Linked DNA regions of Homo sapiens: region 2 is linked to region 1. A link is an interaction called in ENCODE POLR2A ChIA-PET data of the cell type or tissue named here. Cell type or tissue: Panc1. All regions are shown on one strand. Each heading gives the region's core, and the rest is flanking DNA. Links, peaks and the distances in the headings are about the cores only.

What was found. ChIA-PET counts read pairs that join two places held together with the same protein. Peaks named below come from ENCODE experiments on the same cell type or tissue, not always from the same donor. Only the 100,000 strongest peaks of a DNase experiment are listed, where the experiment ranks them.
Region 2: POLR2A ChIA-PET joins it to region 1 with 11 read pairs; 4 of 35 experiments call an interaction of 5 or more read pairs at or near these places.

The regions. Positions count from the first base shown.
Region 1 is chr20:53,948,035-53,950,944 of GRCh38, reverse strand. All of the region lies in intron 12 of BCAS1 (brain enriched myelin associated protein 1), which reads left to right. Among named protein-coding and RNA genes, the nearest start is that of BCAS1-AS1, 34 kb to the right of the region's middle. RefSeq lists an enhancer at 1,749-1,848. In Panc1, for the core only: no CTCF peak of the experiment used is centred there; a DNase peak (open chromatin) is centred at 1,446; H3K27ac peaks cover 2,058 bases.
Region 2 is chr20:53,697,628-53,700,537 of GRCh38, reverse strand. No RefSeq gene overlaps it. Among named protein-coding and RNA genes, the nearest start is that of ZNF217, 110 kb to the right of the region's middle. RefSeq lists a silencer at 1,762-1,962. In Panc1, for the core only: no CTCF peak of the experiment used is centred there; no DNase peak of the experiment used is centred there; H3K27ac peaks cover 2,500 bases.

The DNA of each region.
Region 1 (2,910 bases), core at 107-2,606:
TGCAACCCTTGTTTCTATAAATAAATTTTTATTGGAACATTGCCATGTTCATTCATTTACATGTTGTCTAGCTGCTTTCACACAAAAACATGAGGGTTGACTAGTTGCATGACTAGGGTTGACTGGTTGGGTTGACTAGTTGACTAGACTGCATGGCTCATAAGGCTTAAAATTTTTGCCAACTGGCCCTTTGCAGAAACATGTGCCAAGCCTTGAACTAGGCGCTGGAGGTATATTCAGCAAACAAAGGGGACAGGGTCCCTGACATCAGGGGTTCATATTCGAAGGGGAAGCATGCAGCTAAAAAGTATTAGTAGATAAGTTTAAAAACAAGGTTAAAATTATTAAAACTACAACGTTAAAATTACAAAATTAAAGACAAAATTTGCCAACAAAATTGTAGGTCTGGGAGATCACTGAGGGAAATAAACAAGGTCCCGCGATAGAGTTTGCCTGAGTATGGATGGGGGGGTGTGTGCTACTTTTGCCTGAGTGTGTCTGGGGGCGGGGTGTGCTACTTTTAATCGGTGGATCCCAAAATTGTCTCTGAGGAGATACATCTGAGATGAGACAGGAAAGGTTAAAGGTGCCAGACAGGAAGAGAGCAAGGCTCTTTCTTCCAGGAGGAGGGGACAGCCCTGGCAAAGGCACGGGGGTGGGAATGAGCTTAGTGAGCTTAGTACATTTCAGGAAGAGAAACAAGGCCGTGGTTGCTGAGGGTGGAGAGGTAGGGTAGGGGGAGAATGATGGAAGTAAGATTGGAGCCGTGGGCGGGGACCTCCTCATGCAGGCTGTACGGGCTGTGCAAGGAATGCAGACATAATCCTATCTGAGCAGGGAAGCTACTCACAGATATTAAGTAAGAAGTCTTGGCCCCTGTTGATAACATTCGAAGATTTTATTTTGCTGCTGTGGTGGAGAATGGCTGTTGAAGGTCATTAGGAGCTAGTTAATACAGGTCATATTTCTTGGGAGAGCTGATGGAGATTGGCCTGGTGATTCCTGAAGAAGTGACAAGAAGTGGACAGGTTTGAGACACTAATTACAGTTCTAGACACCGAGTCCCTCCTCTGGGACCACACTCCTTTACAGACCTCATCTCTTTAGGATGGCAGCATCCCTTCAGGCTGGGACTGCTTCTGCCACACCTCCCAGACACATAAGCCAGGCCTCCAAGAAGCTGTGTCTTTTGCTGAACATTCCACAGGTTGTCAGAGACAGAGGCAGCATTCAGCTCAGGCCCCCTAGACCCCAAGTCCTGCATCGTCCCAGTGTCACAAGGCCTCCAGCAATGATGGAGGACGGAGGGGGGCTTCCCTGCCGCTTTCCAAAGACCAAGCCTCGAAGACTTTCAAGCTGGACACATTCCCCAGGGTTGCCTGACCGCCTTCCTGGGAGGGGAATGCTGGCAGCCGAGCCTGTCACCACCCACAGAACTATTGTGGTGCCTGTTACCCACAGGAAATGAGACACACCGCAGGCCGATCCCTGCATGATCTTTGTCTCACAGTGACGTCCTCGTTAGTCAGGTCCTTTTTTCCTCCTTCTCCATCATGCTACTTGAGTTCTAACTGAGAGCAACCCACTTGGTTTTCAAAAATCTGAAAAGAACTGGAAGGAAGCCCTTGGCATTCACAAAGTCCAACTGTTTGAAAACATTTTCCTTTCTTTTTGAGCAAAGGGACTTTTTTGTTTACAAAAGAAAATGTCACAAAACCTGGGTGTGTGTGTGTGTGTGTGCGGATATATGCATATACGCACACACAGACACATATGATAAAAGTGAAACTATTCTGATTGATGGAAGACTGGGTTTCTCCCTTCCCCTAAGCACCACTTCTTTGATGGCCCTTTCCCAGCCTTCCCCTTTCCCATTTTCATGAGCCCCTGAAGTGCTAGATTGTGTGCAGCGCAATCTGCAGGCAGGTTTAGCAGGTGAACAAATGGAGGCTTGAAAAGGGAAGACATCTGTCCACACTGGTGTGGGCTGAACCGAGGCTTGTGACAATCAGCGCAGTCACTGCAAGGAGCCTGAGACCGAGGGTTGGAAAGAGCGGGCAGTGAACAGAAGAGAGCCGGGGACAACAGGTGAGCTGAGGGCCAGATTCCAAGTCAAAGTGGCCAGGCCGTTACCGCATGACCTAGTCCTAGGTCATCTTGGAGCCTCAGTTTCTGCATCTGTAAAATAGGGTGAATAATAATCACTGTCCACCTCACTGGGCTGGAGAGAGAACAGGTAAGAGAATGGGTCTGGTTTGGCCTTGTGAACTGTGACGTGTAGTCCTGGTATATAAGGCAGGAAAGGGGTTGCATTTATGTCTCTGGCCTCCAAGGTGGAGTCCCAGTGAGGCCAGAAGGGCATGTGTATGTATGAGGCCAGTGAGTCAGGTGTGGTCTGTGGCTACCTGAAGGGCAGGTGCCCACCTAAAGGGGGTGCCCCTCCTCAGCACCAGCCACATGTTACCTTGGGGGACTGCAGACCCATTGTGGCAGGACCTGTCCATTTAGTCAAGAGAAAATAACAAAGGTGGAGAATTTTTAAGAGCAAATACCTAATTTTTAAATGCCAGCATCTAATTTTTTTTTAATAAATGAAGAAAATGCTTGTACAAGTTCATCTATTGCAAAGTTCAGGCCCGTGGCAGCCACTTGGCCATCTGAGTTTGCTGTTTAGTCCATCAAGCCCCAAGATCAAGCTCATGGAACCTAAAGGATGGAAACCTCGGGGAAGTAAGCTTTAATAGAGGTGAGTTGACTGGGCAGGGTGGAGCCTGGGTGAACCAGGATCCACGGCAAGGCACGCTGGGCAAACAGAGGCAGGATGGATGGCTGCCACCCGTGGCCAGCCTGAGACCAGGCTCTAGACACTTGCAAGAAGCTTGTTCCTGGACTTGAACCTAGCTCTCATCT
Region 2 (2,910 bases), core at 115-2,614, 250 kb after region 1:
TTGGGAGGCCGAGGCAGGAGGATCGCTTGAGCCTAGGAGTTTAAGACCAACCTGGCCAATATGGCAAAACCCTGTCTCTACTAAAAATACAAAAATTAGCCAGGCATGGTGGTGCACGCCTGTAGTCCCAACTACTTGGGAAACTGAGGCACAAGACTTGCTTGAACTCGGGAGGCAGTGGTTGCAGTGAGCCGAGATTGCGCCACTGCACTCCAGCCTGGGTGACAGAGCAAGACTCTGTCTCAAAAAAAAAAAAAAAAAAGAGTGGCTTTTAAATGATTAGATTTTCAGTATTTGACTTTGAACTTCCCAACAGCCAAGCCATAAAGAGAAGCCATCTGGAAAGAAACAGAGCAACTCTTTATTGTATTTTTCAGATGTTAATGTCTAAAAGATACTTCCTGGGAGGTTTTGAAACTGAGGTCCTAATGAGGAAATATTCTGAAAAGTAGTTTTTCCATGTGCAGAATTGCTTTTTATGGCCAGTTCTTGCAATTCTGCATCAAAGTCTAAGGAAGGGGAACTAAAATTTATCAGACACTTACTGGATGTCAGGGGCTTTACACATATTATAGCCTTTAATTATCCCCATTTAATACATTAAAAAACTGAGCCTTCAGGAGGTCATTTATTACCCAGAAATAAATGGGAAGTCAGGTGCCAGCTCAGCTCCAACGCCCAGGGTTTTTCCTCTCCTCTCTTCTCTCCTACACCTGACTACAGTGGCTGTTATCAGGACCTCTGTCTTGGGCTGCCATCTACAATTTGAGAACTTTGGTTCTCCTAAACTTGAGTACACATAAAAATCCCCTGGGAGAAATACACATTCTTGGGCCACATCCCAGTAAATTTTTTGTCAGTCTGAAGCAGGATGAGGTATCCTCATTTGCAATTGGTGCTTCAGGTATGTGGATGTCCTTCTTTCTTACTCTGCATTTGGGCATCACTGGATCATTCTATCATCAGAATGTTCTGGAATTTCCAAGCATTAAGGACAACCTGGTAAGGTGGCCAACCATTCCAGTTTGCTCAGAACTGAGGGTTTTCCCAGAACATGAGAATTTTAGTGCTAAAACCAGGAAAGTCCCAGACCAACTGGAACCACGTGGTCACCCTATTAGTTCAGGAGGTTAACTGACAGTCCCAGATTGTTCCTTTATGTGTGGAAATGCTCCCTGGGCACGGTGGCTCACACCTGTAATTTCAGCAACTGAAAAGAGTGAGCCAGGAGAACCCCTTAAGTCCAGGAGTTGGAGACCAACCAGGGCAACATAGTGAGACCCCATCTCTAAAATAAATAAATGAATAAATAAAACGTGAGCTAGATACTTGACAGGCTGAGGTGAGAGGATCTCTTGAGCCCAGGAATTTGAGGCTGCAGTAAGCTATGATTGTGCCACTGTACTCCAGCCTTGGCTAACAGAGAATAAAAGATGAAAGAAAGAAAAAAAGGAAAGAAAGAAACCAGCCTGACCAACATGGTGAAACCCCGTCTCTACTACAAATACAAAAAATTAGCCGGGCGTGGTGGCGGGTGCCTGTAATCCCAGCTACTTGGGAGGCTGAGGCAGGAGAATTGCTTGAACCCAGGAGGCAGAGGTTGCAGTGAGCTGAGATCGTGCCATTGCACTCCAGCCTGGACAACAAGAGCGAAACTCCATCACAAAACAAAACAAAACAAACAAAAAAAGGAGAATCATAATGAAATATAGGAAAGAATAGAAGGGATGAATACACCGAAATGTAAAAATTAGTAAAATAGAAAACAAAAAGAAATGGATTTGGTCATTTTACAGATGAGGAAGTTAGAGCTCAAAGAGGTTAAATCAACTGTCTAAGTGGTGACAGTTAGCAAGGGGTAGCAGGGCTGGGACTTGAACCTGGACATCTTAGATTCCAGAGCCTGAGTTCTTAACTATGGTGGGCTTGAGGTATAAGAACTCTTGCCGGGCGCGGTGGCTCATGCCTGTAATTCCAACCCTTTGGGAGGCTAAGGCAGGCAAATCACAAGGTCAGGAGTTCCAGACCAAACTGACCAACATGGTGAAACCCTGTTGTTACTAAAAATACAAAGATTAGCCGGGCGTAGTGGCACGCGCCTGTAATCCCAGCTACTCAGGAGGCTGAGGCAGGAGAATTGCTTGAACCCAGGAGGTAGAGGTTACAGTGAGCTGAGATCTCGCCACTGCTCTGAAGCCTGGGCCACAGAGCGAGACTCCGTCTCAAAAAAAAAAAAAAAAGGAACTTTCAGATGCTGACCATTCCTCTTTCTTATGAGTTTGACAGAAAATGCACTCTCTTTGGCTCTAGATCTCTATTTGGCTCTAGATAGCCCACGCCGCAAGCCCTAGTACATGTGAAATGATGCTAAAGTGGGACCCCTGGAGAGACAAGTTCACTCTGCTCAGCCAGCCTGACCTGGGAAAATAACCAGACTCTACAGTCTGAAATAGTATCAACTTCCTAACTTCTTTCCCTTTTTTTTTTTTTTTTGAGATGGAGTCTCGCTCTATCCCTAAGGCTGGAGTGCAGTGGCTGATCTCGGCTTACTGCAACCTCTGCCTCCTGGGTTCAAGCAATTCTCTTGCCTCAGCCTCCCGAGTAGCTGAGATTACAGGCACACACCACCATGCCCGGCTAATTTTTTGTATTTTTAGTAGAGACGGGGGTTTCACCATGCTGGCCAGGCTGGTCTTGAACTCCTGACCTTGTGATCCGCCGCCTTGGCCTCCCAAAGTGCTGGGACTACAGGTGTGATCCACCGTGCCCGGCCTATTTCTTTCCTTTCTTTCTTTCCCTCCCTTCCTTCTTTCCCTCCTTCCCTCCCTCCTCTCCCTTTCCTTTCCTTCCCTCCCCTCTTTTCCTTTATTTTCCTTTCCTTTCCTCCCTCTCTCTCTCTCTTTCTTTTTT